Linked DNA regions of Homo sapiens: regions 1, 2 and 4 are each linked to region 3. The links are chromatin loops, found by intact Hi-C in ENCODE. Cell type or tissue: PC-9. All regions are shown on one strand. Region 1 overlaps LOC107984215 (a long non-coding RNA gene). Region 2 overlaps PIP4K2A (phosphatidylinositol-5-phosphate 4-kinase type 2 alpha). Region 3 has its middle 9.1 kb from the start of LINC03027. Region 4 has its middle 100 kb from the start of ARMC3.

Region 1 (8,000 bases), 620 kb before region 3:
GACATCCCTGTGATGGTTAACATAGAGTGTCAACTTGATTGGATTGAAGGATGCAAAGTATTGTTCCTGAGTATGTCTGTGAGGGTGTTGCCAAAGATTAACATTTGAGTCAGTGAACTGGGAAAGGCAGACCCACTCTCAATCTTAGAGGGCACCATCTAATCAGCTGCCAGCGTGGCTAGGATAAAAGCAGGCAGAGGAGCGTGGAAGGACTTGAGTTGCTGAGTCTTCCAGCCTTCAGCTTTCTCCTGTGCTCAGTGCTTCCTGCCCTCGAAGATCAGACTCCAAGTTCTTCAACTTTTGGACTCTCGACTCACACCAGTAGTTTGCCAGCAGCCCTCGGGCCTTTGGCCACAGACTGAAGGCTGCACTGTTGGCATCCCTACTTTTGAGGTTTTGGAACTCAGGCTGGCTTCCTTGCTCCTCAGCTTGCAGATGGCCTATTGTGGGACTTCACCTTATAACCATGTGAGTCAATACTCCTTAATAAATGCCCCTTCATATATACATGTATCCTGTTAGCTCTGTCCCTCTAGAGAGCCCTGACTAATACAATACCTTTTCATAAATGGTCAAACTTGAAGCCCTCCAATCAGACCCTGCCAAGCCAACATTCCTAAATCCTTTCCCATTCTCTCTGATCCCTTAAAACTTGCCCCCAGATCCCACATCTCAGAGACAGATTTGAGCCAGTCTGGCTGATTTTGTAAAAAAGCCTTTCTTTTCTACAAAGCTGGTGCCATAGTTATTGACTTCTGTGCACATTGGACAGCGAGCCCATTTTCTTGATCACAACTTTCCCCACAGTTTATGATAGTTAGATCATTCCCCCTTTTTCCAATCATACTTCACAACTATCTACTGAGTTTTTCATCAGATTTAGCATAAAAATAACAGGCTTCGCTGTGTCTTCAGGTTTTCATTTCCTTATGAAGGCTCCCATGCTACTTAAAACTAACATTAAATAAAGTTGTACACGTTTCTCTTGTTAATCTGTTCTTTGTTATAGGGGCCTCCGCCATGACTCCAGCCATGGGAAAGAAAGCTGTTTTTTTTCCCTACAGTATTTTATTGTACTCAGGCACAGAGACTTCAGAACCTGAGTGAAAAGGCCTCCCCTTAAGCTGTAAATGACACAGTATAAAATAAGTTGTTTGCTTTTGACACAGAAATCCAGTCAGAGCAACTCCAAGAGCAAGTTCTCCGGTTAATCTGACATGACTAATTCAACTAAAGTGGATTTTAAAAAATGACTTTAAAAGTAGACTGCATCCCAATTGCTTCCATCTAAACCACCCTCATTTCCTGTTCCTCTGCATTTTCTATTCCTGCTCTCTCCCCTCCTAGAATTCTGACCTAGCGTTTCCATAACACCCCGTGAACTGGAGGAGCTTTCTGGGTAATTAGCATGCAAATGCGCATTTCAATGCGCAATCATCGACAAGCCTTCAACTCTCCTGCTGAGGGATTGATTTTGTTAGAGGGCTGCAGAAGGTGTGTTTTTCATTTAGACATGCTTGTGTGGCTGTGAACACAAAGGGTAAATTCCATCTAGGCAGTAATTGATAAGGAACCATACGTGAAATGAGATATATTGCCATAGCAAAAAAAAAAAAAAAAAAAAAAAAACAAAAACCTGTGCTCTCTATTGGTCTGTTAGGTGCTGGCTGAAAAACGAGGATATCTCAAGGAATATTAATTTTGAGCAATTCTTTCTTTCATGTATTTAAAATACTGTTGTAAAGAAATTTATTTTAAAAAGTTTCAGATTACCTGCAAAATGGCTGTATTAGAAGTTTATTAGATCATACAAACTCAATGTATTATATCTAAATGTGACTCCCTTAAAAATGAGAGAATAGAGCCTTTGTTCCTTCCTCTTTTTCTCTTTTACTGGAGAGAGGTTAGTAAAGGTTTACTCTGGTGACATTTGGAAATGACACTGGGCTTGCCATTTTCTTTGGTAAACAGTTCTGCTTGGAGTGCCTAAAATATGTATCCTTAAGACCAGATTTCCCTGGCTTTCAGATGAGTTTTTAAAATGTGGTTTTTTGATGGGAAAATATTGTTCCTGTCCGTGTTGATATTTCATGGCTGGGATGACACTTTTTGTTGTATCTGAATGAGACTGGGCAGGGGGGATTCTGCAGCTCAGTTGTCAGGGGAGCTAGAAGCTTTTGGAGCCATCTTTTGGCAAGAAGGTGGTTGCCTGAAATTTGAGCTCTCTGCCTTTTCAACAAGGAGAGCTCAATTGACCCATGGGATGGAGGAGGTAGGGAGGGGAGCTTTGAGGATGAAAATGCACCCCTTCTTAGCATCCAGAACTGTCAGAGGCCTGTGAACCAGAGCAACTCCTTCTTGAATAGGAGCTGGGTAAAATGAGGCTGAGACCTACTGAGCTGCATTCCGAGATGGTTAAGGCATTCTAAGTCACAGGGTGAGACAGGAGGTTGGCACAAGATACAGGCCATAAAGACCTTACTGATAAAACAGGTTGCAGTAAAGAAACCGGCTAAAACCCACCAAAACCAAGATGGTTACGAGAGTGACCTCTAGCAGTCCTCACTGCTACACTCCCACCAGCGCCATGACGGTTTACAATTGCCATGGCAATGTCAGGAAGTTACCCTACATGGTCTAAAAAGGGGAGGTATAAATAATCCACCCCTCGTTTAGCATATAATCAATAAACAACCATACAAGTGGGCAACCAGCAGCCCTTGGGGCTGCTCTGTCTATGGAGTAGCCATTCTTTTGTTCCTTTACTTTCCTAATAAACTTGCTTTCACGTTACTCTGTGGACTCACCCTGAATTCTTTCTTGCTTGAGATCCAAGAACCCTCTCTTGGGGTCTGGATCTGGACCCCCTTCCTGTAACAGAACTATGGGTACATCTCTTTTCTTTTTGTTTTTTTTAAGCCTATAAGGGGACAAAATGTTAACAGTATTTCGTTACCTCTGGTCATGGGACTATGAGTGATCGTTAGTTGCTTCTTTAAATACTTGTCTACATTTGACTCTACAATGAGGCTGTATTACTGCGATAGTCCTAAAGTGTCAATTATTGTTAAAGCTCTCCATTCTGAAGAAGGTCGAGAGGTATCAGGCATGGAGCTAGCTGGTTGTCAGCAGGAGTGAGCCCCATTTTAGCTGGAACCTCATCCTGAGCTGCCCAACCCTGTACGGGCAGCCACCTGCCTTCTGCAGAGTTGTACTGGCCAGAGCATGGTGCATCTGGGGGTGTCTCCTCCCCACAAAGGAAACTTCCATTCTCCGCAAGGTGTCAGAAGAGCTGCCTCTGCTCCCCATGTTCACCTGGCAGGGCTGCAGTGCATTCCTTACAGCTGCTCTTGACTGTGGGACCAGCTTCCAGAACCTTGATTTATGAAACTATTTGGTGTCAGGTGATTTCTCATCAATATCCTATCACCCAACTTTTCATGGTTTGTGGCTGCTATTCCACAAAGCTCAGGCCTTTGAGAAAGCACCAGTGACTCAAAGCACAGGAGAAAGAAGAAGGTCCAAAATGCAACTCCCCAGTTTGGTTCTTACTGCTCAGCTTTCCTTTGAACAAATGACAACACTAGGGACCTGGGAATGGTAGCTGCTGAGGATAGTGTGACTTCTGAGCACAGGGGTGTCCCCAGCCCCTCTCCCATCATGCCTTTCCTCAATAAATGCCTGTGTTCTATACTCCAGACAGGAACACAATCTGCATATTCAGTAGGCCATTAAGTTTAAAAAAAAAAAAAAAGGTCCTGATGAATAGACTGGAAACAAATAGATCAAAACACGTACTCTGTGGTTGATAGAAAAATATTTTTCTTTCTTGCTGTATCTTCCATATTGTCCATAATAAGCAAGTATCTATTAAACAAAATATACATTCTATTTGTTCACCCATACATGAATTCCACAATGAAAGAGTCAGTCATTTGGCTTCAAGTTTTTTATGCTTTCATGATGCAGATTCTCCTAGAAGGTCTTTTACAGTCATGTGGTGGAGTTCATCCTTCTAGAATGAAGGTTTTGGAATTGAGGGACCCCAGAGAGCAGGCTCTGATAAGCCTGAGGAGGTGTGTGGCAGGAGGATGCAGGGGACTGGGAGAAAAGGCTGGAAGGTGAGTTGGAAAATCAGCTTTGCCCATCACAGGGTTTGCCAGGGGTGGAACCTTGTGACTCAGCACATTTTGAATCTTAAGTTCAAACTTGAAGAGCAGCCTTCCTTCTACACACCCTCCCCACTCAGCAATACTGGAATTCCTAGAAAGCCCAGCTGTTGCCTGGAGCACTCAAGATCAGGAAACAATGGCTCTTCTGAGCCCCTCCCTCACCCTTGAATTTCCAGGGCTCTAGTCTTGAGCTCTGCTCTTTCTCTCTGGGAGAAAGGGAAGCGGGAGTCTCTGGATGTTTCACAACAGAAAGTCCCACTCCTGCCACTGAGTGATTAAATATGATTTTTCTTTTAAGAAAAAAGAAGCCTTTTATCATACTCCTAGGGCTGTCAGAAACCATTTGGGCAGATTTTCCTACTCTTGTTTTTACATGCAAAAATGGGAGGTGGATGGGAGGGGAAAAAAATCTTTCTCTTCTAACCATTTTATGTTCATTGGATGAGGCCCTGAACATTAGGCTGTCAAAAGATAGATTAACAAGAGGAAGTCATATTAATTTACTTAATCTGAGTTTTATAAGACACGGGAAGCTTCATGAGAAAATGAAGACTCAAAGAAATGGTTAAACCTGAGTGTTTTTATGCTTGATTTGGTGAAGAGTGGAAAGTCGTGGAAAAATGGGATAGGGCAAAGGTGTATGAACAAAAGTAGCCAACTGGAGGAAACTTGGCAAGACCTGTTCATTCAAATTCTTCTCAGCATCCCTCTGTCTTCAGAAATAAGGATTCTGCTTTCCTCTGGATAGAGGTGTTACCAGAAAGGGATCCTGATCCAGACCCCAAAAGAGGTTTCTTGGATCTCACGCAAGAAAGAATTCGGGGCAAGTCCACACAGTAAAGTGAAAGCGACTTAATTAAGAAAGTAAAGAAAACAAATGGCTACTCCTTAGAAGACCAGCCCTGAGGGCTGCTAGTTGGTTATTTTTATGATTATTTCCTCATTTGATGTTAAACAAGGGGTGGATTATTCATGAGTTTTCTGGGAAAGAGGTGGGGAGTTCCTGTAACTGAGAATTCCTCTTCTTTTTGGACCATATAGCGTAACTTCTGGACATTGCCATGGCATTTGTAAACACTCAAGGCACTGGTGGGAGTGTCTTTTAGCATGCTAATATATTATAAGTAGTATATAATGAGCAGTGAAAGTGACCAGGGGTTTATTTTGTCGCCATCTTGTTTATGTTGGGTTTGGCCGGCTTCTTAACCACATCCTATTTTATCAGCAGGGACTTTGTGACCTGTATCTTGTGTTGACCTCCTGTCTCCTCCTGTGACTAAGAATACCTAAACTCCTGGGAATGCAGCCCAGTAGGTCTCAGCCTCATATTACCCAGCCCCTATTCAAGAGGAGTCGCTCTGGTTCAAATGTCTCTAACAGAGGGAGAGCACATGAAGGTCTCATGACCTGCTTCAAGGGAAGGCGAGAGAGACCTGTCTGCTTCTGCCACTTTCTCAAATTCCTTTGGCTTAAAATATTCAATATTCTAAGGTGCCATGTTTTGGAGTAGCACTTTCTGAACCCCATCAGAGGACATACCTGTCCTCATCTTGGCTCACTCTTACAAAGCACAGCAAGAACAAGAGAGGAGAATTTTCAATTTGCTCAGGAAAATGTCACCAAACCAAACTTGGGTTCACCTACCCAGCGCAGCAAAGTCAAACACTGACATCGGGATTTGCAGCAAGAGAAAGTGAGGCATTTATTGCAGGGCACCAAGCAAGGAGAGTTGGCAGCTCATACTTAAGACCCAAACTCTCAGATGGTCTACAGGTAAGGGTTTTCAAAGGCAGAAAGGCAGAGGTTACAGGCAAAGTCATAAATTCATACATGGAGGCTATACATTGGTTTGACCTAAAAGGCAGGACACCTGAGCAGAGGGGACACAGGCCATAGGTGGATTCAAAGATTTTTCTGATTTGCAACTGGTTAAAGAGGTGATGTTTTGTCTAAACATTTGGGATCAACAGAAAAGAATGTTAGCTCTGGCTTGTGGAAGTGACCTCCTCCCGGCCCCTCAGGAAGAAATTTAGAACAAAGAACTATAGTCAGAATGCAGTCCTTAATTCCCCCCTTATCTAAGGTCTACATGCCAGTGGAGAGTTTTATTTATTTGTTTGTTTGTTTGTTTTTTGAGACAGAGTCTCGCTCTGTCACCCAGGCTGGAGTTCACCCAGGCTGGAGTTCGGTGGCGCCATCTCGGCTCAGTGCAACCTCTGCCTCCCAGGTTCAAGTGATTCTCATGACTCAGCCTCCGAAGTCGCTGGGATTGCAGGCATGCGCCACCACACGTGGCTAATTTTTGTATTTTTAGTAGAGACGGGGTTTCACCATGTTGGCCAGGCTGCTCTCAAACTCCTAGCCTCAGGTGATCTGCCCACCTCGGCCTCCCAAAGTGCTGGGATTACAAGCGTGAGCCACTGCACCAGGCCTAATGAAGGGTATTTTTCATTTAGTAGGATCTGGGTCTCTGAAAAACAGCTCAGGGACATATGTTAAGATCTTTAGTTTCTATAGGGAACCCAGCATTTTGTGACTCTCACTTCCTTGGTTATTCTTTTAAGTTACTATTATCTTCTTGTTTATCAAGTTGCTCATTTACTTCTCAGGGGTCACTTAGGGACCTGGAATTTTCCCTTGAAGGAACTCAAGCTTTTCGTTTATTTCCTGCTTGCTTCCCAGCATGCCCCTAAGAGGGCTCCTTGCTCCCTCTCAAAAGCGGTTTGATCGACTGTTCTCTTTACTTCCAGTGGAGCCCTAGCTAAAAGGAGGGAGGCTATGAATTGTTTCTATTTTTTTCCACAAGTTACCAAATAATTCTTTTAGCTTTTAAAAATTAATTTTATTTTCTAATTAATAACTATAAGCTGTGTATACATTCAGGGTGCATGTGGTAATTTAATATAGTCATATAATTTGTAAAGATCAAATCAGTGTACTTGGGATATCCATCACCTTAAATATTTGTCTTTTCTTTATGCTGAAACCTTTGAATTATTCTCTCGTAGCTACTTTGAAATGCACAACAGATTATTGTAAATCATACCCTACTGATGTATCAAACACTAGCTCTTATTTCTTCTATCAAATTATATATTTGTACTCCTTTATTTTTATGTCTGAAAATCTGGGTCCCAGTGTTACCGATCACAGATTCTTAGGCTCTCATGCAGTGGAAATTGACAGGAGGCTGAGAAACTTTCCCATACAAGCTTTATTGGGGCTTATGTTCAAGCACAAGGCAGACAGTGTAGGAGCAAGAATTCTCCAGCTGGCTCCTGGAGGGTAGGTCTTTGCAGTGTTTTAAGGAGGGTGATATGAAGATCATGAGGTATGTGAGCATCATTACATGTGCAAGATAGAGCAAGGGGGTGCAGGTGCAGGGAGAAATCATGTTAGTACATACATTGCCTGATCAAAAAATGGCACATCAGCCCCTCCTGAGGTGGGGATTTTAGTAGTATAACAAGGCAAAGAGTCAGGATCACTTATTCTCCTGGTCCTGCGTGCATGCAGGTGATTGAGGTTACCTCTCTTGGGTAAGTTGTATGGTAGAATGCTGCTTATCTTAGTTTTCTCACATAGTTTGCAAGGCCTCGTTGTCAGCAGGTATATATGAAAGAAATGCATTAGTGGGGTTGGTGCCACGTTCCTTCCCTGCTCTATCCAAGTGGGGAATGGCATGGATGGGCTGAGAATGGATGATACTCATTGGGGGCAACCTCTGTGTCAGGAACCGTTTCCACTGCTTTATGTTCATTCATCCACTTACTTCTCAAACAACCATATGAGGAGGGAGCTGTCGTCATTGCCGTTTTCCAGGCAAAG
Region 2 (8,000 bases), 200 kb before region 3:
CCTGAGTATGGCCAGGAGAGAACGTTTCCTGTTCCTTCTGGTTCTTTCTCCAGTTCCTTTTCAAGACTCCATTGTGGAGTCCTCTTCCTGAAGATTTTCACAATTTTTTTCTCTCTGAATCCCTTTGTGGCGTTATCAATTCCTATAGCTACGCTTTTCCTAAAGCTTTAAATAAAATCTCTTTGCCGATTACTTCTAAATGTTTTCAGCCTCAGAACCACATTTGTGGCTGCATGTTAAACATCTCCACATGAATAATCTGTGGACAAACCAAAATAATGCATCTTCTACGTACCCTAAGTCGACTTCTCTTTCTGCGTTTCCTGTTTTTGGTAATGGCTTCACCACTCTTCCACTCTCAAGGGCGTGAAACCTCTTAAGCATTCCTAGCACCTGTTGCTTGGTCCTGCATTGTGATTCTGGCCTCCAGTCCTCATCCTTGCTTCAAATTATATTCCACACACTGAGCTCCTTAGAGGGTCCTCGTCATAGAACCCCCCGGCTCATAACTTTCCATGCTTCCTCGCTGCCCACAGAACTCGGCCTGGCACTGAAGATCCCCATCAGTTTGGGCCTTTTAAGTTCTTCAGCCATTTTCTGGGTGTAATGACATGCTCTCTTGAATAAGAATCCAAATCCAAGTGTTTTCCCTCCTTCAGGGTCTGGCTCCAACATTTCCTCCTCCTCAGACAAACTCAGTGGGTAACAGTCTCTTCCCTCTCAATACTATCACAGCCTTTTGTGCTGTTAGCAACTTTTCTTTTTATTTAAAATGGACATTATTTTTTTACAGAAGTTTTAGGTTCACAACAAATTGAGAGAACTGTGCAGAGAGCTCCCACAAAGCCCTTCCAGACACACACATTCAGCCTCCCCACCACTGACATCCCAGTTGGCACCAGAGCAGGACGGTTGTTACATTCGATGAACCTGCCATAACATTTCATTGTCAACCACAGTTCACAGTTGACATTAGGGTTCTCTCTGTGTTGTACATTCTGTGGGTTTTGGCAAGTGTATAATGATACATACCCACCATTATATTAATAGTATGATACAGAATAGTGTCACTGCCCCCCAAATCTGTCGTGCTTCACCTCTGCCTCCCTCCCTCCCCCAAATGTGCTGCACTTCTCATACTCACCTCACTGTTTCTGTTGCTCACCTATGACTCTCTCCACCCCATCGTAGTCTTCTGTTACTATATAGATCTCTAAAAGATGTAGATTACATCTTTGAAATCCCAGTTAAAGTGCAGTCATTATCTCCTAAGACCCAGGTTTTATAGAAATTGGAAATTTTCTTTGGGGACACAAGCCACTAAGGTTAGTGGTTACTTAAGATGAAACTTGACAGGGGAGACATTTTACAGCCTAGTAAAGGTCAGTAAGTATTTGGTGACATTAGAGATGATTTATGCTTTATGTCATAGTTGTGTATGCTCCCTCCTAAATGGTTTCTCTATAGATTAAAAAAAATGTATGCTTCCTAAAACACTTTACACCTCTGCTATGGAGAGGGAGAGAGAGAAAGAGAGAAGAATTGGACCTTGGACAGGAATACATAAGTGCATCCTTCTTTAAGGCAGTCTCCATTTCTAATGTGAATAATAACCTCTTAATTGGTTTTCTAAATTTGGACTTATAAAAGATCCTATTATAAGAAACAAGCGAGTAAATGCCAAACAGGTTAACAGTAACATATGCAGAATATGGTATAATATTGCTGCAAAGAACTCGGCCAAAACGGATACAGCGTTCTAAAGTTGTTGGAACAGCCTTGTCAGCAAGTGTCTAAATGTTCCCCCAAATCTGTAACCGCTAAAGGAAACAAACTTGAAAATAAACAAGAAGTACCATAGGAAAGGAAGGTGATACACCAGAGCAAGACATTACAGTTTCCTATAGCAAAAGGTGTGATGCATGATAGTTTTAGATTGGCCAGCAGTAATGAAACAGGCAAGGCCACTTCTGTTCTGTCCCGTCCTCTTTGGCTGGGCTCTTTGGTCTCTTCTGTGATTTGTGGACACAGTTTTCACAGGTGCTCAGGGTGGCATTGCCTCTCAGCTGCTCTGTGAAATATCAGCTGCAGGTTCTATGTTGAGTTCATGTTCATAGTGACTCTAAGTCCCATAATCATATTTTGATTTAACTACATTTTGTTTTCAATAAAAGTCAGCAAAGATCTATTAAGCGTCTACTCTGGGGCAGCCCTCTGGGGACAGTGATGACAATGACAGTGAAGTGCCTGAGCCAGGCACTGTTGTGGACTCCGTTTTTCCTCACAGCAGCTCCACGCTCCTAGCACTGCATCTGAGATGCCTTGAGAAGCCGACACTCACTTTTCTACCTGTGAATTCGCTTGCTTGGCCTCCCGCTTGCTTATGCCCAGTTGCCTCCATACTGGGGCAAAGATCCGAGAAAACAAAACTACATGCGAGTGTTTAGCATTTATTGTTTCCTTGGTGACCAGTTGTGTGAAGCATTTTTGGAACATATTGCAGACAGCTCTGGGTGTGGCGAGAAGGAATGACGGTCCGGGTGAGAAGGACTCAGCGCCTGCCATGTCTCGGATCCCTTTGACCTGGGTTTCTTGCCCCAAGGTCCCCTCCCCTGCCTGTACCCTTTGCTCCTGGCTCCAAGGAGCACCCCAAAGTTCCAGCCTATCCTGAATGATGAAGATAATTATATTTTTTCCCTCTCCTTACTGGTAGCTGGGACAAAGTTGGGATTTTTTTCCATGAAGGTATTTTTACTGTGGGTAAGTGGGTAAAATAAAAAGAGCAGAGGATCGCATAGACTTACAGAAAGTGAGTGTGTTCTACAGAAAGGCTGTGTGTTTGTTTAATCTAGCTCCCATCTACCTCGTAAGCAGCTTTCCCTCCGGCTACTTTAAGTAGTTGAGCAGGTTTTTCTTTTTCTTTTAAAAAATTATGTCCCTTTCATTTATTTATGTGTTTATAAAACAAGAGGCAGTTGAGAGCCATGGCCAAGAGCCCAGGTTCTGGAGCTGTGTTGCCCAGATCTGAATCCCCTGCGCCATGCAAAGGTCTCTGTGACCTTGAGCCATCACTTAACTCAGCCTCTGCTTTCCTACTGTAAAGAGGGGGGCTGTGTAATAGTTGTGCCCATTTCACAGGGTTAAGGTGGTTACATGGGAGGCTATTGGGGTGGTTAGCAGATACCCGATGTATACTAAGCCTTAAATAAAAGTTAGCCTTAGTGATGTATTGTTATGGGCCATTTTTTGAAATGATGAATGTTGAGGATGAAAAGGGGCCATACAAATAGAAAACCAAAGAATATAAAACAAAATATGAAACTCAACCGCTTCCTACAAGTAAGATATTTTTTTCTTTTGATTGGAAATTATCCATCAAATTTGATAATGTAAGAGAGTCAAGAATATATTATGTCCTATTTCCCCCTACCTTTTTTCCCCATAATTTTTATTTCAAAATAAGCTCTAGAGATTCTTAGCTGGTTCAGCAGGTCATGGAGTAAAATTAAAAAATAACAATGAAGGGGCACTGAGCTAGGTGCCAGGGATATGAGTGTGCCTGGTGGCCTACACCGGAGGTCATGCTTCTTGCACATGGAATAGAGCAGATGACATTGCTTATCCCAGTGGGGTGTGAGAGAAATACTCCAATTAATTGTATGTAAGGTGCATTTTGTGGCATAAAAATGACAAATCCAGCTAACACCAACTTGTCAACTTTAGTAAGGATGGTGCAGATTATTAGGGAGAAAAACAATGTTGTACATACTATACTAAAAATACCATTTTAATGTTTGTTTTTATTTTCATTTTGAAACAATTTCAGACATAAAAATGTAGCAAAAATAATACAAAGAACTCCCATATGGCCTTCACCCAGATGCTAACATCTTATATAACAAATAGTACAGTTATGAATATGAGGAAACTAACACTGATACAAGATGACTGCGTAATAATAGAAAGCTCTTATTTACATTTCCGCACTCATTCCACTTTTGTTTTCTTTCTTGTCCAGGATCACCTGATGCATTTGGTTGTCATGTCTCTTAGTCTCCTTTAATCTGGACTATTTCCTGTCTTTGTCTATCATGACCTTTACACTTTTCATGAAGACTGGTTATTTTGTAGAATGGCTCTCACCGAGAGCTTGCTTCCTAATGATTACATTCATTATGCAGTTTTCACGAGAATACCAGAGCGTTAGTGTTGTGTCCATCTCAGCGCACGTATCAGAAGGCGCGTGATGTCCACTGATCTCATCACTGAAGCTGTTGACTCTGGTCAGTTGGTTACGGTGATGTCAGTGTCAGCTCTCTCCACTGTTAAGTCACTGTTGTTTCCCTTTGTTCTTAAGTATGTTGTGGGAGATACTTAGAGATTGTGTAAATATCCTGTTTCTCAGCATACTTTTGCTCAAAAAAATTGAACATTTATTGCTGATTCTTAATGTGTAACAGTTATTACTGTGGTATTTGCAAATTGCTGATTTTTTAATTTTCATTATTCCTTCTACATAGTTGAAATTGTACTGTAAGGAAGAGTTTCCTCTTCTTCCATAGAACGTGAAATCATAGATTCTTATTCTATGGCTACTGTATTAGTCTGCTTAGACCCACCACCAAAATGCCATCAGTTGGACGGCTTAAATAACAGATACTTATTATCTCCCAGTTCTGGAAGCTGGAAAGTTCAAGATCAGGGTTCTGACAGGGTTCGGTTTCTGGTGAGGGGTCTCTTTCTGGCCTGCAGATGACCACCTTCTGCCCCTGTCCTCACATGGTGGGCCTGGGCTGGGGATGGGGGCATTGAGCTCTTTGGTGTCTGTACTTAAAAGGACATTAATTCCATCAGATCAGGGCCCACCCTGATGAACTCATTTAGCCTTAAATACCTCCTAAGGGCCCCATCTCCAAACAAAGTCACACTCGAGGTTAGGGTTGCATTGTAGGAATTTGGGGGAGACAAAAACATTGAGCCCATGACAGTTACAGTCTGTTATTATCACTATTTACAAAAAGGTTATTAAAAAATATTTGGAAGAGGGATTATTGCTAAAGCAAAGAAACTCTGTATTGACCATCAATACAAAGTAAAACTGAACGTCGTATCCTGTGGTGTGTTAGTATACCGTGTGTGGCCTGTTGTGCTGCTTTCTGGGCAGGGTGCATGACTTGGCTCCTGATCGCGAGAAGCTGTCATTTTAGTTCCTACCTACTCTCTTGTCCCTGTTGCCATGTTCCTGTCCATTAGTATTTAGTCTTGTAAGAAGAATAAGAGAATTGATGTGTCAAACCTTGCCTGAGTCTGCTGGCTTAATTGGGTGGATGATGATGGAAGGTGAGAGGACCCAGAACCCAAGTATGTTGTAGTAATTGATAGATGGTGAGTCATCCCTGCAATTTGCATATCCTGTCCCAGCTTTAGAGGACTGTTGGGGATTTTGAAACCAAAACTTAACAGAATATGAATTCTGCTGTTGCTCAAGTTTTTGAGTTTGTTACCCTTTGTGGCTCATTCTGAAGTTTTGCTGATAATCATATATTTGCTAATGTCTAAAAACAGAACGGTTGGGTCACTGCTGTAAGGCAGATAAATACAGCAGTTCTAGAACCTGCTGACTTGGTGGATTCACATCTACAAGGGAAAGCAGTTTTCGTTGTAAAAATCCCCATTTCATGTATAAGAAAGATGATTCCTATCTAGTCATGTTTTTAACAGTCATCTAGTAATTCTGTATTTTAACATCTAAGTAGCTACTTATATTCTGAATAGCTACAAAGCAGAGCACTTGAAACAATCTTTAAAACATAGGGCTAGAGGAAAAAATATAAACCACATGATTAAACTGTTATGGTGATCATCAGGGACAGTGTAAATCATTATGGAAATTAGGTGGAGGAAATGGCATTGTATCATTACCAGCTTCATATCAAACAAAAAGGCTGTTTGATATGAAACCCCAGCCCTCCAAATAACTGGGACCACAAGTGCATGCCACCATACCTGGCTTTTTTTTTTTTTTTGTAGTCATGAAGTCGCCCTGTGTTTCACAGGCTGGTGTTAAAACTCCTGACCTTAAGCGTCTTCCCTCCTTGGCCTTCCCAACATGCTGGGATTACAAGCATGAGCTACTGCGCCTGGCCTTGGGTGTGCTTTTGGAGTCAGATGGAAACTTCTTGAGAAATACAGAGAGCATCTTGTAGCTAGTCCAGTCAACCAAAGACATTTTTGGAGAACATCTAATACCGCTTCCTTTTGTCATCTAGTGAAAGTAAAATATCTTTTTTTCTTAATCCTGTTTTGAAGACATCTTATAGAAAGGAGGGCTCCCCTGCTCACTCCTTCTTTAGAATTGAACACTTTTATTATCACATGTATCATGTATCTACATGTGCTAATAAAAACAAAAACTACAGCAAAGACTGGGTTGTCTTTGGTTGGAATAGGAAATATATTTCCTCTAGAGTGTTAAAAAGGGTAAGAGAAAACTAGTGAAACTGATTTAGCTAATTTAGTCAACAAGTTAGGAAAATGACATTTCCTAAAGTTCTGATGGGGTTAGCTCTACCTCCTCAGTGGAAATAGTAAACCACCTGGAATTTTACTTTTAGTATATGTCATTATTTGTATTTTAAATTTATCTTCAGTGTTGTTTATATATTACTTTAAAGTCACTCTTGATTTTTTTAATTATAATACAGAACTTTGTTTTCTTTTAAAAGGACAACTTATTTTATAGTTAGCATAGATTGCTTTCCTCGAAATAAAAATTGTCATTCCATTCTAGCATCCTCTGCCAATTGCAGTATGACTCGAGGTATGACTGCAGTTGTCTTAGAATCATAGGTCTAGTGAGTGCTTTAGGCTTCCACATTTTTGAAAAGAATGCAAGTATGGTGGACCTTTAACCACATAAAAGTAAAATATTAAATGAAGCATGCTTTTAATAGCCATCCTGTCATTTTTAAGGTTTCAATAGTGTATGTTTAGAGGCAGTGAATTTAAAAGTGTTTGTATATTAAAGCTTAATAATCCTTAAGCATTATTAAGTTTCTGGTAAATTGTTCTGTTTGATGGGCTGTCAACAAATCATGTGGAAATAAGAGAGAAAATTGTTGTTTTGGATTTTTTTAGCAAGGAGAGTTATGTAAACCAAAAACAAAATTCTGAGGTCCCCAAACCATCTGAACGGACCCCTCCTGTAGGCCAAGGGTGTTCCAAAGTTAACCTGAAAAACGTGTTCAGGCCATGATGGAAGAGGGGGTTGGACATGCCTCATTCTACCATTTTCCCTTTTGGAATTCAGGAGAAGCCAACCAGCATTAACCTCAACACAGATCTTAAGTCTGATAAGAAGCATTTACAGTCTGTTCTTTCTGAAGCTTGCTACCTGAAGGCTTCATCTGCATGATATACCCTTGGTTTCCAAAACCCCTTATCCTAACTCAGACATTGCTTTCTATAGAATAACTCTTTGAACCAGTTGCCAATCAGAAAATTTTTCAATCTACCTATGACCTGGAAGGCCTGCCTTCCCCTGCTTCAAGATGTCCTAACCAATGTGAATCTTACGTGTATCTGATATCTCATGTCTCCCTAAAATGTGTGAAACTAGGCTCTGCCCCAGCCTCCTTGGGCACATGTTCTTAAGATTTCCTGAAGGCTCTGTCATGAGCCGTTGGTCACTCATATTTGGCTCACAATAAACCTCTTCACATTACAGAGTTTGACTCTTCGTTGACGTTACTGTTTCCTGAGTATACAGCAACAATTTAAAGCATTTAGGGTACAATTTTTTCTGTGATTTTTGAGACTTTTTCTAACGATCAAGATTCATACTATAAAAAGGACTTAAATAATGGATATGAACATTTATAAGTTTGAGATGCTGTGCACATTTACAAAAACAAACAACTTCTTCAAAAATTGCTTGGCTGGTGGAATTAGTCTGTGGAGAATATTTTATTGAATTTATTTTATGCCAGTAAAATAATCTT
Region 3 (8,000 bases):
AACTCAATGCCAGAATTCCCCCCAAAATACCAAAAATGCCAGCAAATTAAATTCAATAAAGTCAGTCATTTTAAACAATCAGGTAGATTTTATCCTAGAAATGCCAGGATATTTCAATACCAGGAAAATAGTTTATATAAAAATACATTTAGATTATATAAGAATAAAAACCTTATTATCTCGATAAGTGATAAAAATCTAGCACCTATTCCCAATTAAAACAACTATATTTTTTAAAAACTTTTAGTAAATGTTAAACTGATAGCCAACATCGTATCTTTTAATAAGATTTTATAAAAATAATAATGGTACTGGTAAGACAGCCAAATTAACTTTACACCTTCTCTCTGAAGGCCTCCTGAGTAGCTGGGATTACAGGTGCACGCCACCATGCCCAGCTAATTTTTGTATTTTTAGTAGAGAGGGGGTTCCGCCATGTTGGCCAGGCTGGTCTTGAACTCCTGACCTCAGGTGATCCACCCGCCTCGGCCTCCCAAAATGCTGGGATTACAGGTGTGAGCCACTGCACCTGGCCTGCTTTTTATTTTTTAATTTCATAAAGTACTTTGTACATCTTCCCACATCAGCACATATAGACCTACCAAAATTTTTCGTAGTGGTTAAGTACAGTTATATGAATGAACCGTGATTTTTCACTCACCTATTAGGGACCATTTAGACTATTTTCTTGTTTTCTGCAATTACATACATTTAGAGCATCCTTGAATGTCTTTGCCCATTGATGCAGGTGTACTTGTTGGATTAATGCCTAGCAATAGAATTGCAGATCAATATTTGGATAGCTATTTCCAAATTAATATTCAAAAGACTGCATTAATTTATAATTCCACTAAAAGTGTGTTCAAAAATGTTGATAATTGTTGAGGCTAGGTGAGAGGCACATTAGGCTTTCATTTACTTCTGTGTATATTTTTAAATTTCCATACTCAATGACAGACAGGCATTTTCATTAAAAGCAGGTATAAATATGCCTGCTTTCACCACTATTATTTAAAATTATGCTGAAGTCATTCTGTAATAAGACAAGAAACAGAAATACTAAGGAAAATATTGCAAAGCAGTAGAAAAATTGCATTTGCAGATACTTTTTGCCTAGAAAACTTAAGAAACTTGATTGAAAATCTATTATAAAATAATTATTAAAATCAATAACTTTCTACTGATCTAGCAATAACCTATTGGGAAATATAACTTTTTTGGGGTGTTGGAACCTGGGAACAAATATATGTCTTAAAAAGATTCTATTGACATATAAATAATATTGGCAAGAACTGAAAGGGATTTATACAAAGAAAAAGAGAAAAAAATGAAAGCAAAAGTATTTGAATAGATTGAGAAATATATTATGCTCCTAGACAAAGATATCTATCCCTTAATTTGCAATTGTAACTAAAATTCCAACGGGACATTTTTAGAAGTTGAAAAAATGTATTTCCATCTGGAGGAAAAAACAGAGTAGCCAGAATACTTTGAAAAGAAAGAATAATAACATGAGATTTACTCTACCAGATGTTAATACATATTATAAAGCCATAATAATTACAATAATATTGAACTACTGAGGAAAGATTGACAAATATTTCAGAACAGATAGCCCTGAAAGAAAACTCAATATTCCAATAAATGAAGCATCACTAATGGAGAAGACATGGATTATTCAATAACTGGCACTAGGAAAACTGGCCAACCATTTGGGAAAAAAAAATCAGATTACATGTTCATTTCATGCAGTCTACTGAAATACTTTCCAGATAAAAAGATAAATGTGAAAACTGAACTATAAAAGAAGTTAAAAAAAAAATCTAAATGGATAGCTAAGTGATTTTGGGATGGGAAAGAACTAACCACAAAACAATGGAAGAACTCATAGATTTATCTGCAATAATCATTTAAAGCATCTGTATACCAAAAATTATAACAATATCAAATTAGAAGTTGTGAAGTAGAAAGATATTTGTCATGACTATCATAAAGTGGAAGAGTTAGTATTTACATACAGGTCCTTAACAACCCTTTTGAAAGAAGAAATCCCAAAACCTTTTGGGCAACAACAGCATCATTGAGCTTAAATTCAGAGAACCACTTTGAGAGGAGAGCTCATTTGGAAGAATCACTAACTTACTGAATTTTTAGAATGTTAGGTTTTTATTGTATGTTTTGTTTTGTTTCTTCTCACCTCATTTCCTGTGTTCAAGGTAACATCTGGAAATGCTTTCTTCTCCAGTTTATTTTTCAAAAGCTTCCTAGAATATTATACTCCTTATATCCTTTGGAAGAAGTTCAGTTGATCTCATTACAACCCCAGGGGTAGATACTCTTACTATTCCCATTTTCCAGATTAGGAAGGAGGTATTTTTGTGGCTTTAAGCATAAGTAGGCGGCAAACTGAAAAAAGTTGACATAAACAAGTCATTCGAAATAAAGTCATTAAAGGAGAATCCAAGCCCAGTGAACACTATTTAGAGAAAGAGAAACAGCTGTTAAAAGTACCTGGCAATCCTCAAAAGACATGTGCTCAGCCAGGATCCCTACACCCGCCCTCATCCTTAGTTGTGACAGACCACGCCCAAGGGTTACAACCTAGCTTTCGCCTCGAGCTAGAGAGAGATGAGCCTGTGAGGGGGTTACACCGACTTCAAGGGGGAAACACCGTCTGATCCCTGCACTTGTACTAGCACTTACTGGGGGCTTAAAACTGAAACTGTCCTAATCATGTTCTGACCTCATAATATGCATGAATCCTCTCACGTAACCATCACCAAACAACCCCAGGATTTAAGTACATTTATGATCCCCATTTTCCACTTTATGGAACTGAAGTTCCACAGAAAAGTTACATAGCTTGCTGAAGTTCACACAGCTAGCAAGTTGTATAAGCTGTATTTGAGCCAGGCAGGTAGCTGGGGCTGGAGCAGAAGCTCCTTGGCTATGTGAAGCCAGTAGCTATGTACAAAGCCCTTTCATACACAAGAGCTCATTTGACCTTCACAACTTCTTTGTGATGAGGTCAGGAAATATTCTCCCCAATTTACACTAAGACAACGGGAAGCTAGAAATGTGTTATTGGAATTAATCACCTTTTAAAAAAAATATCTGAAAGAGACAGAGAGCAGGGCATGGATAGACACGTGGTAAGGAATGACTGGAGGGAAAACAAGGCTTAAAAAGCTTGAATCACAGAAAAAAAAAGTGCCCTGAACTTTAAATAGATTAAACACAAGCTGCATTGAAGGGAAGGGAGCTGGGGAACAGGCAGGGGAAGGTTATCCTGAGCACAGCAAGAATGAAAATCATACCAGTTCATGAGCCAGCAAGGGGTTTAATAATACTAGATAATAAACATTGAGAAAAATCACACCCATAGCATTTCCATTATTTGGAAGCTATCTACCTTCCTGAAATACTAACTCCTAGTCCATGTCACTGTTTAAGACTCATGCTGTTAATTTATGTCTGTTTATTTACATGACCTTTGTTAGTTTAGATAACAAGACCGGAAGTTGTGTACAAACCACTAAGATGAAGTTCCCACTGAGCAATAGGATTTTCACCTAGCTTTTAAATACCATCATGGTAATAAAGTTTGTACAAATACTTTTAGAATTTGTTCACATAGAACTAAAACAACATCCGTTAACCTCTGAACTTGTTGCTTGTTTTTTCGATCACATTTTTTTTTATTCTGAAATACTGTGAGTACAAAGGAACTTCACAAGAAACATGCATGTTCTGAGAAACTTACTTTTATAAAATGATTCATGCTAAACCCACTAGCACTCCATCTGTTTAAAAGTAGGAAAATAAAGAATCCTTTTGCTATGACTTATGACCTCCTCATTTATCGGATTTTGTTTAAGTCCAGTTTGACGGGTATCAGAACAGATGCATATATATTCTATACTTAGTTCACAATGTTTAGTTCTTTGGAATTTAAAATCAATATGCATCATCAACTATAAGGGAAATTCTTTTATCTACCGTAAATGACAGCATTCCCAAGTTGGATGAAATGTTACTTGGTAGCATAGGATTTATCATAAGAACCTTGTCTGTGTGGTATTCGTATTCAATTCAACATTTTTTAAATAAGTGTCCATCTAAATCCTCTCTCAAAAGTGAACACATTTCCTATAATCAGCCCTTCTTGACCTTCCTTGCCTTCTTCAAATACGTATTCTTTCCTTCTATAATTCTGTCCCATCAAAATCCTTCAGTGAGACCTGTAGCAACCAAACAGGTTTTCAGTATGTGATCTCAAATAGTTTTAAAAAAAATTGGAGGATTGTTCAGACTGAAATATTTTGGCTATGCCTCCAGGGGAAAAAAAAAAGGCACTCTTAATCCATGGTTATAACAACATTGTTCTGTTTTTTTTTTTAATTGCCAGTGTTGGCATGAATGAAATATAGGATGACTCATCCAATGAGAATTTGAATGCTGGCGTAAAACCATAGAGAAAATCCAGGTGAGTTGAAGGAGAAAGAGATCAGGGACTTGTGAAGAAAATGCAGTCAAAAAACAAAAAGAGAGTGTCTATGAATGCAGGAAAACAAACAGCAGGTTTGAACTCTAATAGTTAAATCCTGCTAAAGGCTACTGACATACGACACCAGGATGGGAGAAAAGCCAAAGGGTGAAAAGTTTCTAAGCTGACTATTAAATAGATGTAACTCACTGACGAGTGTGCCCATGTGGGATTTTAATTACTCAGACATCTGTTTGGCAAGTGTACTACTAAATAGGGATCAAATACAGAGATCAAATTACATGGGGCAGGGAGTGGAGATGACATTCATGAGTCAGAAAGGAGAGCTATCGGCCAGGGGAAAATCAATCCCGGCTTTACATCTCACCAACAGAGAAGCAATTATTTTAGATGTGGGGCTGGTTAGCATCCTAGGTCATGAATTTAATTAAATAACCCTCGAGTGGCAGAAAACAGAACAAACCACTGTATTTAACTGTCAGTAAGACATGCTGCAAATAAATGGTCCAAATTCCTCCTTTTTTCCTTCCCTCCTCCCACATAGATTTGTTGTAGTTTTTCTTAAATTCACAACTCTCTTCCCTTTCCTAATGTAGCCTTCTCAGTGGCATCCAATAAATTCATTTACATACATGGCTTGAATCAGAGGCAGGGTTTGTCTCCAAAATTCCCACAATGGGATACTTGGGAAGGGGCAGGAGGGGAGAAAGGCACGAATTAAATCACCATTTGAATTCCTTCCTTAGGTTCAATAAAAAGGCTAATAATTCACAGAAATATCCTGGGATCAAAGAGAAGACCCTGTGGCCTCATTGGACATTAGTAGGTGCCTTGGAAGAAGCAGAGGCAGGAGACACAAAGGACTTCAAGTGATTGGAACAAGAACTGTAGAAGACATACCTAAGCACAGGAGAGGGGAAAGAGAGCGTTCAATTGCTTTTGAAATGAGTATTTAAAAACCAGCCTCACTCAGGGTGGCCCCTTGCAGTCCTCTGCTGAGTCAACTCTCTGCTTGGCAGCCTCTTGTCCATAGCTGACTCAGGGCAGAAAGGTGATTGATTGCCTTAAGAGCCTTCCCCTGACCTCTCCACTCGGCTCTCCTTCCTCCACCCCACCATTCTTCCAGAGCCCAGCTCAGATCCACAGGTTTCTCCAAAATGCCTTTCTTCCATTTGCAGATAACAAAAACCAGTTGGAAAGAATATAGGTAAAAGAGTAAATTTACTGGAGGGAAGCGTCTTACAAGGAAGAGTTGAACAACTTAACCTCCCTCAGGGAGAAGTAGCCCAGGGCAGTTCCCAGGACCTCAGAGGCTGAAAATCACAAGTGCCTCCAAAGGGTTCGCTGCCATTAATGATTTAGCTACCAACTCCCAACCACTGTCTCTCTGCGCAAATCTAAAATTCCTGGGAGAATCTGATTGGCACATATACACATGCACTCACACACACACACACACACACACACACACACACGCACAGTATGTATTCAAGCTCAAGCTGTTAAATAAACTCAGAAAATCATCCTACAATGTGGCTCATTCCTTCTAAACTGGTCTTTTTGCTACCATTTTAAAGTTCTAAGAAGAACTACCTCAGATACCGTTAACCTGAGTTGAGCAGGTGTGGAGGATGGTAGAGCCAGATTCCCATGCCCAATGAAAACAAAGTGGCAGCGGTCCTGACAGAGTAGATCTTGAAAAGAGCTTTTTCTTACTTGGGCAAGCTACACTTTTAAAGTGTCTTGCCCAAATTCCCCTCAAGGGTTGCCAGCAACCAGGATGGCTCGTGGAACTTTGCAGCCTCATTCATTTATTCAATAATTATTTCTTGATCTCCTGCTGCGCACTAGGCAACTATGCTAAGTGTTGTGCTGGACACAAAGATGAATCAAGCATGGTTCCCGTTCTCATGGTGCATAAACATAGACCTGCATCTCTTGTGTGAGCAACAATCTTAAGGCCTTCTAAGAATAATTTTTCATATGAATACTGATTTTTAAATCCCCCCCCCCCCCGCCTTGGATGAGAAACCTAAAAATTGTGCCTGAACTGTGAGGCAAGGTCATTTGTTAAGGTTAAGATTTCACTCTTGGTATTCAGAGCCTTCATTAGGCTACATCAGATGAGAACTGAGATGGCTTCACAATTAACCACAGACAGGCATCATTTATTTTTACCATGTAACTTGGAGGGTATGATGGTGCTGGGTGTGGAACTACCTTTTGAAAAACCACTAATGTTTTCTTTCACCTCTGAACCAAATAGATAACTGAGCATAAGTTAATTTTTAAAAATTCTAGCCATTTACCTTACCTTCATTTGGGAGCACAATTGGGAAGATGCTTGGCAGCTAAGCTCCCAGAGGCAATACAGGAGCTTCTAATTAGCAAGGACTGCTAAGGCCACAGAGAGTCTACCCGGGCTATATATGCGAAGTGTCTGAACTTCTGGTTTGGATTCACATCTGAGAAAATTTGATGTTCTGGTTTGGTTGGATTCCAGTTTGAACCAGTTGCCTATGTGTTCTCAAATTTGGGGTGGGGGTGCTCAAATTATGGTGTCAATTTTAAGATTTAGCAAATTATTAAGACTCATTCTGGTTGTGGGTTGAGGATTTAATTCAGCTCATATTTGTGGTTAAGGATATAAAACGTGTGACCAAAAATCACAGCAGTTGGAGGATGGGTTTGTTGGCCCTTGGTCCTAAAGAGGAGATATGGGTGGAGCACTAGAGTATTATGGGCCACCCTTTGTGCTACTCAGATCCACTTGCCGCTTGGGGTAAGTTCATCCACCCAGTACTCGACAATTCCAGGATTCTCATTGGCCTTTATTACTGGGGAAACTTATAAGGTTAATCAGCAAACTATAGTCAGTGCAGCTGCAATAGATCTCAAGCCTGAGGTAACTGACATTTCACCCTTTTCTCTACCCTGTCCTCATTCTAGAATTGCCTCAGCCACTGCCAGCAGCCATGTGGTCTAGGCAGACTGTCTGATGGGGTGACCCAGACCCTTGACTCCAAGATTCTGAGTCCCTGGTCCCCATGTCTATCCCAGCCCTAGCTTCTGTTCTTGTCTGCTTACTGTTAAAACTAGATATGAGAGCATCAGGAAACATCCCATCAGATCACCTGTGTGCCAAACATTCTTCCCTGTGTTCTGTGACAAAGTTCTACCTCCTCCTGATGATCAGGGTCAATGGTCTTGCTAGTTTAGTGACTCTTTTTCCACTGGTCTCTTGGCATAAGGAGACTGAAGTGACTGAGTGGCAGCTGTAGTGTGAAGTACAATGGGACTTTGTGTCCACTGATGAAGTATTACCCCAGTGAAAGCCAAGAACACTTGACCCACAGAATCTAAAGTTTTGGGGACAGGAAGCACAAATTCCCCAAATGTACCACAGGAAATGACAGTAAGCAGAGCCATGCCTACTTCCCCCTTCTCCCTATAGTTTCTGGACCTATGTATTCTACCTACTGGGGACATAGCA
Region 4 (8,000 bases), 400 kb before region 3:
AAGGAGTCAAGCTCAACTTGCAGAGCCAATAAAAGCCCCATAGGGAAACTGGCCTCATTCCCTTGTCTATGCAGTCCCTATAAAGGGTCCCTGACCTGTGGTCACTAAAGAATGTCACTTTCTAACAGGTCCAGGAGCTCCAAGTTTATCTTGGAACCTTAAGAGGAGTGGATCACCCAACTCACGGGTATTTGAGGATGCAAACCTATGGCTCGGCTCAGCTTTAAAAAGGTCTCATCTGTGATTCCTTGTGGAAAACATTTCCAACAAAGCCAATCCAAAAGGCCTATGCAGAAATAGTTATTCTTGCTGCATTTTAAGCAAATAATCAGGCCAAGTATAAGACTAAAGTCTATTTTGCAAACCACTCAGTCCTATCATAATTTTTTTAACAAAAATAAGGACTGGAGAGAGAGAAATTATGTTCTAAAGCTTACCATACATTTGTCATTAAATCCTAAAATCATTAGTTGTTTTTAAGTTTTCACCTACATTTCAGACTAACCCTGCTTGCTCCTCTGAACCAACCAGCAATCCCTGGCTGCAGGTCAGAAAGAACAAGAGGGATGGGTAATGTAGAAATCCGGATCAATATTCTAGTTCTGAGCAATTATCCTGCAAATCCTGCCAGGTGATGGAATAAATAGGGTGCCCATCACCTGGAGGTTTCCTTTTTGGGAAAGTAAAACCAAGGGAACTAAACAAAGCCAAGCATCATCCATCCAAATCCTAGCAAGCATAACTATAGCCGCCGGTTATCTGGGTGTGTCACAAGACATCCTTTTCTCTCCCTTGGAAGAGGACTCAGTTCCACAGTTTCACCGTAGCATTCGGCTTATAACAAGGAGTCCATGCAATACCCCCTAAGACACATTTTTGTCCCAGACTCAATTTCAAGCTTTGGGTCAAAGCCCTGGAAAGAAAACTGGATCTGAGCGATCCAGAGGCAGATGGCAGCAGAGATTAAAAGGCACAGCGTAGGTGAGCGTAGCTGTTTCTTGCCGATTAAGCCAACCCCAAGCTTCCTGTTTCATGGATAAAGGCCACGTTAGTATCCATGGCATAAATGAGGTCCAGGGAACTCCGAGGCTACTGACAGTAGGTGGGATAGGGGCATAGGTGAAAATGGATAATTCCTATTCTCTGGGACCCCCTGCTTCATGGGTGCAAGCCGCTTTGGCATTCATGGTGGTGCCTGCCAAGGTCTCCAGGGCTCGGGGCTGCAAGGATGCGAGATGTAAAGAGGACGCTCTTCCCTCTCTCCCTTACTTGCCCCGGGTATCTGCTAGGAAGAGAAGGGAACCAAGGATGCCTGCTCCCCTCTTTCTAGATGGGTAGCCATTCATCTTCAGTCTGTACCCCTTTCAAATGCATCCTGGATCCTTGGGACTCCCTTAAAAACACGTTCTTTTTCCTTTCTTCTCCTCGGTTCTCCCTTCACTGATAGGTAATTGTGTCTCTCCTTACTACGGGACACTCCCCTCAGATGCATCCTCCAAACTGTTAATTTCCCAAACCTTAAACTGGTTGGCTTAGGATTGGACTCGGGGGAAGGGAACCCAGAAGCCCAACATCGTGGCAAAAGGGTAAAGTGTCTTTACCAGTCAGGCGTTTGGACTTTCCCTCCCTGTGCAAACTGGTAAAAGCTTTTTGAGCTGTCCTTACCCCTCCCCTTGTTTTGTTTTGATACATGTTTTCTAATAAACTGGTTTGTCTGTTCTTGCCTTCAGGCCATCAGACTCCAAACGGTCATGCAACCAGAGCCTCTGACAATGGCCCCTTCTGCCAGGAACCCTTAGATAGGAGCTGATAGCTCCCTCTGAGGGAGCTCTGACTGCCTTTTCCCCAAAACAGAGCCTCCTGTCAGTAGGAAGCAGTTAAGATCGGTCTTTGTCCTTATCCTTAATCTAAGGGCAGTTAGGTGTACTTCTTTAGAGCAGGGAATGAGGCAGCCAGGTGGGAGGGGAATCCCTGGGGAAACTCCAACCAGCCCGCCCTCTAAGGTGGAGGGTAGGGAAGTTTACGCCCTTTGCAGCGGGGAGGCCGTGGCCCCTCCTCTTCCTGTGCAGAACCTGGGATTCAAATGGCCTGGCGGGAAGTGCTCTAGCAGAGGGACTCTGGCCTTGTGAGAGTCCCTGTTTCCCCTTTTTTTTTTCCCCTTTTCACCCAATAAAACCCTGCTTTACTCACCCTTTAAACCATCTGCGAGCCTAAATTTTCATGGCTGTGGGAGAGACAAGAATCCGATCTTTAGCTGAACTAAGGAAAAGTCCTGCAACAAAATCATTCCTTAGTTTCTTCATTGGTGAAATGCGAGTGATAGCCACTTCACTGAGTCGTTCTCAGGATGAAGGGAAATGACAGGCAAAAGCACTTGGCAGAGCACATGACTAGATCATAGGTGTTCCCAAAATGATCGTTTGAATCTGTGGAATCATGCTTTCTTACCTTGTTCTTAAGTGGTGCTTTTCTTCCTGGGCTTATTCACAACACTGCGTAAAATAATTTTAGATATAATGACTAGTTTAGGTAATTAGTATCCTCTTCATTTTATAAATGGAATAATATTCAGACTCAGCGATTAGGGTTGTGTCCGCTTGAGACAATTATGCCAGTCATGTAGTATAATTTGGTTCAAAACATTTTTTCTCTTTTCCTTTTAATATACCTTTGCAGATAATTTGCATGGGACAATTTTCTTCTTACCCAAACAGCTGACTGAATCACACATTCTTGCTGGGATGAATCAGTGAGGACACACTATTATTGTTCTGAGATCTAAGACCTTGGTATAAAAGTTTTAAACGGAAGTGAGCAGTCACCTCTGGGGTAGTCTCCTGGGGGAAGGGCAACTGATTGATCACCCAAGTGACGCTAGTTCCAATTCATCATTGTCCAGGACACAGCCCAAGTCGTACACTTGCAAATGCATTCCTGTCACTCTCCAGGGTTGACTGGGCTCAGGGACTCAGACCAACCAACTTCACAAGAGAGGAAGTTAATAAACCAGCAGGCCAATTGGTTCATTTATCATGAATGATACCAGCATTTCCAGCCCCCACCCCATATGTGAACAATATGGAAAACCAGTTTGTGGGAACATCCGTAAGCCTAGAATCAGAACAAGAGGTATGAGTTGTACAATTCTAATGTTCAATGACACTGAGCTGTTTGGGTTCTGTCCATTTCAATTTGTTCTTTTGTTGCCTTCCAAGGTCCAAGGTAAAATGAAACCCTTTCAGGCATTGTTGTCAATAACAATCTGGCCTGAGTGTACCATGACTGAATGTTTCAGCCACGATTTTAGTGCCTGAAGTGGTCAGACCAGTTAATAATACCTCTCAGAAACACCCAACTTGTTGGCCAGATTCCTTGAATTTAAATTTTTTTAAAACTTTTTTGTTTAATTATAACAAGGGAATTACGTTGATCCAGTTAACACAAACTGTTGCCATGGTTCTTAAGTAGAAACAATCTTAACCCACCCCTGAAGCCAGGTAGGGTGAGGTGCTGTGAGCCCCCCATCTTTCCTCACTTGCCCATACCTGTGCTGTGGCCAAGGGCAGCAGCAAGTGTTGAAAGCGGTGCAGGAGGTGACAAGTGGCACAGACGTGGCCTGAGGGGGAATTGTGAGCACTGTGAGCTGGAGGTCATCTGTCTCCATTGCTTGGGAAGGAAATGAAACGTTGCCAATTGTTCACTTAGTTCATTTTCATTTCTATCCTTCACTTGATATTTCTGCCTTCTAACAAAATTGTCAGTGGGAGTGCCTTAAAATGCCATTTAAAAATAATATGTAAAATCTCCTAGTTTTCCAAAGGCTTCAAGTAAGCAGATTTTTTTTTTTTTTTTTTTTTTTTTTTTTGAGCCAGAGTCTGGCTCTGTCACCCAGGCTGGAGTGCAGCGGTGCGATCTGGGCTCACTGCAAGCTCCGCCTCCCGAGTTCACGCCATTCTCCTGCCTCAGCCTCCGGAGCAGCTGGGACTACAGGCGCCCGCTATCACGCCCGGCTAATTTTTTTGTATTTTTAGTAGAGATGGGGTTTCACCGTGTTAGCCAGGATGGTCTCGAGCTCCTGACCTCGTGATCCGCCCACCTCAGCCTCAGATTTTCTAGGGAAAGCTATGCAGATACAACTGAAATGCTGCCCTAAAAGAAGGAGCCATTAATCCCAATTTAAAACAGATTGGAAATCGCAACATGAGCCAACACCATGATCAGTTTCTCGTAAAAAGCTGGGTTACCTTTTAAATCCCACTTTTGGGAGACTTAAGCTAAAAATGAAGAAGGTTTTGTTTGGTTTTCTACAAAGCTGAACACCAAAGTTGAACGTTAGTCTTCAAATAAAGGTTTGTTCACTGGCTTCACACACTTCAAAGTATTTAATTCAATTATTCCGAGAGGCTACATATGAAATCATATCGCAAAAATGGCACCTAATCCAATAACTAGTAAAATATGAAATTCCTGTTGATATGAAATCAGCAATCCCCATAAGCCAAAAGAAGGACACACCTATCTTCACCTAGTGGAGAATGGTTTGTCTTTTACTAGTTCCCTGCTATTTTTAGCTGAAGTTAATCACAGTAGAAAGAATCTAATGCATCAGCTCACACTAAATGTTATTAATGACTAAGACAGCTTAACCTGTTGACCCACCCAAAGGATTAGTATTTTAACTAGGGACTATGCATTAACATAAAAGAATAAATCTCAGTTAGTAATATTTCAGGCATCTGAGACACAATGAGAAGAGAAATGAGTCAGCTCACAGCACATGGGCAATGTGGCCCAATGGGACAAAGTACAAGCTGTGGCTTTACTCTGATCTGAATGGAGTCCTGTGCCTGGAGCTTTCTAGCTGTCCACACCATTCAGATCTTAAGTAAGTTATTTAACCTATTGAAATGTGGGTAACAATAGCGCCTTCTCTGTAGGACTGTTATGATAAATAAATGAAATAATGTACGCAAAGTGCCTAGGACAGTGCCTGGCTTATAAAAAGACACCGTGACAGGAAAGCCAGTACATGAATGCTTCTCCATCTATCATAAAATCACAAAAAGCTGGTTCCACAATAAACTTCCAAATTTCACTTTCTCCTTACACTTATGGAATATTTCACAAACTTTCCAAGTACACAAATCTACAACCTTGCATTTAAGGGAGAAGTGAAATGTTTTTGTTTCTTTTTAAAATTAAGACACTATGGTATTTTCATTTTAGTTTATTTTTATAGAGATGGACTCTCACCATGTTGCCCAGGCTGGTCTCGAACTCCTGGCCTCAAGGGATCTTTTCTCCTCAGCCTTCCAAAGTGCTGGGATTACAGATGTGAGCCACTGCACCTAGCACGAACTGTTATTTAGAACTATTAAAGGGCTAAATAACCCTATCTACCACCTTATGTATTTATAGAACTTAGTTTGTGTTCATCTAAATATATGTAGAATGAGAGCTAGAACTGTTTTATAGTGAACTCTCAGACTCTCTTCCTCTTTGAAAAATATAATACTCAATAGTCGGAACTTGTTACTCAAAAGCTAGGTCACAGGGAAGATAAAGAAGTAATGCAGATGGGCGCGGTGGCTCACTCCTGTAATCCTAGCACTTTGGGAGGCCAAGGCAGGTGGATCACTTGAGGCCAGGAGTTCGAGACCAGCCTGGCCAACATGGTGAAATTCAGTCTCTACTAAAAATACAAAAATTAGCCAGGCATCGTGGTGGGCGCCTGTAATCCCAGCTACTCAGGAGGCTGAGGCATGAGAATCACTTGAACCCGGGAGGCAGAGGTTGTAGTGAGCTGAGATCGCACCACTGCACTCCAGCCTGCATGACAGAGTGAGACTCTGTTTAAAAAATAAATAAATAAATAAATAAATAAATAAATAAATAAATAAAACTAACGAAATCAGAAAGGGCATCAGGGAAACATCTTTAAAGAGAAGGTGAAAGGGAAGAAGGAAAACAATTTTTGTTAAAAATTATAAATAACTAGGCATAGTTAAATTTATTTTTTTTAAGTGAAATTTGTATTGGTGTTGTCCCAGTGCTGTATATAACAGAATATCTGTAGAAAAGCCCAGCAGAAAGAGGAGAAACCATTACAGGTTAAAAGGTTTCAGAGGTGGGGTGGTGGGATCAAGTTGTGTTAGCCAGCCTTGAAAGAATTTGCAAAATGGCTTTAAACTTGTCTGAGGCCAGTGCTGGGGCAGCCTCTATATCATTGCAGATGTGGAAGTATATAAAAATCTGATAATCCAAGTCATGAGCCTCTTATAATCAGGAGGAAGCTGCAAGGAATTTATGAAAAGGAAATTCCATTTCACCAGGACATGTGACTGTGATCACCATCTGTTTAAACATCTTAATAGTTTGCGGCAAACAACTAAAACCACTTTTTCCCCCCTACAAGTCTATCCAAGCACTTTCTGTGTGTCCAGATGGAATTTAAACCTCCCTTTCCTAATGTTAGACTAAAATCTCATTCTAAACTGGAGTGAATTGGGGCTAACTATAGTGGAAAACATTAAAAATTCATCCTTCAGCTACAAAATTTAATCAAGTGGTAACTTCTCTAAGGCTATGGTGTGGAACTTACTATTATAGAACAATCATTAGAATTAAGTGAAGCAAAGATCCTTCAAGCTCCTCCTCATTTTGATTTATTGATTAAAAAATATTAAGCATCTCTAATATAAGCATCTACACTTCAGTATCATCTCTGTTGTGTTTAAAACAAAAGTTAATTGAGGTAAATGTGTATACTTTGAAATATTTATTCTGACCATTATCACTTTCCATCTCATGAACATCAAAGATTTTCTTATTTTAATCTGCCATTTTAAAAACAATGTTGGTCAGGGCACGATGGTTCATTCTTGTAATCCCAGCACATTGAGAGGCTGAGCTGGGAGGATCTCTTGAGCCCAGGAGGCTGAGGTTGCAGTGAGTTATGATCATGCCACTGCACTCCAGCCTGGGTGATAGAGCAATACCCTGTCTCTAGAAAAAATAAACAACGAAAACAAAATTGATGCACTAAAGCTAAATTTATCAGATTAACAGTAATTCTAGGTAGCCTCACCTTGTGTCAATATCTGTATTCAGTGCTAAATTGAACAAAAAAGAAGAAATTCCCAAAAGGACCCACTGCAGCTTGCGTCCCTAACAAACATTTGATGAGGAAGGACCATTGATCATTATGTGCTTGAGATACATCCAGTCTCTGCCTTCGAGAAGCTCCAAGTCAAGTGAGACAAGTAGATAGAAAGGTGTCACATCTATTATCAAATCTTTTGCAAGCCCCTGCAATGGCTCAACTGTGCTGTGGATATCAAGTCCCCAGGCTGTACCGAGGCTTGGGCCAGAGTCAGAGAGGAACCGTGTCTCCACAAGATCAGCACATGGGGGCCTGGGAAGAGAAACTCAGGATGAAGAATTCTGGGTCAACTGCTCCTCCTCAGTGGCAACTCCCCTGCCAGCAAGGACTTTGAGATGATCGGTTGTCTTTTAAAGGATAGTGACGTTCCCTTGTACTGCCTCTACCTCTCTGCTTATGAAGTCACTACTCTGCCTTGAATATCTAACTTTGAGTAGATTCTTAGGGAAGGGATTTGGAACCAGATGAGAGAGAAAGACAGTTATAGATGGGTCTCAGGTCTCCAGAGTAGTTCCACATTTGAAGGTCTGTTCACTGACTCAGTTCTTGTTGAGTTTGCTGAGATGCTAACAGCAGGTTCCACACAATGTGGATTCTACAAGATATATTTGCCTGCCATCTCCCCACTTCCTTCAAAAATCAATGAGTTTATTTAAATACCTGTTTCTATAAAGCATCGGTTGACTTATTTCTTCAAACAGGAGAGATCCGGAGAAGGAGAAAGGACCATAACATCTCCCCTTCCTAGTATATCACAAATAGAACCATGAAGGACATAGAACCCAACCGAGAACCCAGAAGTAAGCCATGGTAAAGATGAACTCTGGAACCCTTTGAC

What was found. A loop is a pair of places that touch in the nucleus more often than their neighbours do. Peaks named below come from ENCODE experiments on the same cell type or tissue, not always from the same donor. Only the 100,000 strongest peaks of a DNase experiment are listed, where the experiment ranks them.
Region 1: a loop joins it to region 3, with 15 times the contacts of the local background. A loop is called at or near these places in 8 of 110 quality-filtered maps.
Region 2: it touches region 3 in a loop (4-fold over the local background); 4 of 110 quality-filtered maps call a loop at or near these places.
Region 4: it touches region 3 in a loop (19-fold over the local background); 5 of 110 quality-filtered maps call a loop at or near these places.

What each region holds. Positions count from the first base shown.
Region 1 is chr10:23,049,485-23,057,484 of GRCh38, reverse strand. All of the region lies in intron 2 of LOC107984215 (a long non-coding RNA gene), which reads left to right. Among named protein-coding and RNA genes, the nearest start is that of MSRB2, 42 kb to the left of the region's middle. RefSeq lists enhancers at 1,169-1,708, 4,836-5,336. In PC-9, no CTCF peak of the experiment used is centred here; DNase peaks (open chromatin) are centred at 4,274 and 5,464; H3K27ac peaks cover 963 bases.
Region 2 is chr10:22,628,201-22,636,200 of GRCh38, reverse strand. All of the region lies in intron 1 of PIP4K2A (phosphatidylinositol-5-phosphate 4-kinase type 2 alpha), which reads left to right. Among named protein-coding and RNA genes, the nearest start is that of PIP4K2A, 82 kb to the left of the region's middle. In PC-9, no CTCF peak of the experiment used is centred here; no DNase peak of the experiment used is centred here.
Region 3 is chr10:22,424,852-22,432,851 of GRCh38, reverse strand. No RefSeq gene overlaps it. Among named protein-coding and RNA genes, the nearest start is that of LINC03027, 9.1 kb to the left of the region's middle. In PC-9, no CTCF peak of the experiment used is centred here; DNase peaks (open chromatin) are centred at 3,561, 4,381 and 5,531; H3K4me3 peaks cover 2,537 bases; H3K27ac peaks cover 4,052 bases.
Region 4 is chr10:22,820,002-22,828,001 of GRCh38, reverse strand. No RefSeq gene overlaps it. Among named protein-coding and RNA genes, the nearest start is that of ARMC3, 100 kb to the left of the region's middle. RefSeq lists an enhancer at 2,355-3,554. In PC-9, no CTCF peak of the experiment used is centred here; DNase peaks (open chromatin) are centred at 2,791 and 4,671; H3K27ac peaks cover 2,263 bases.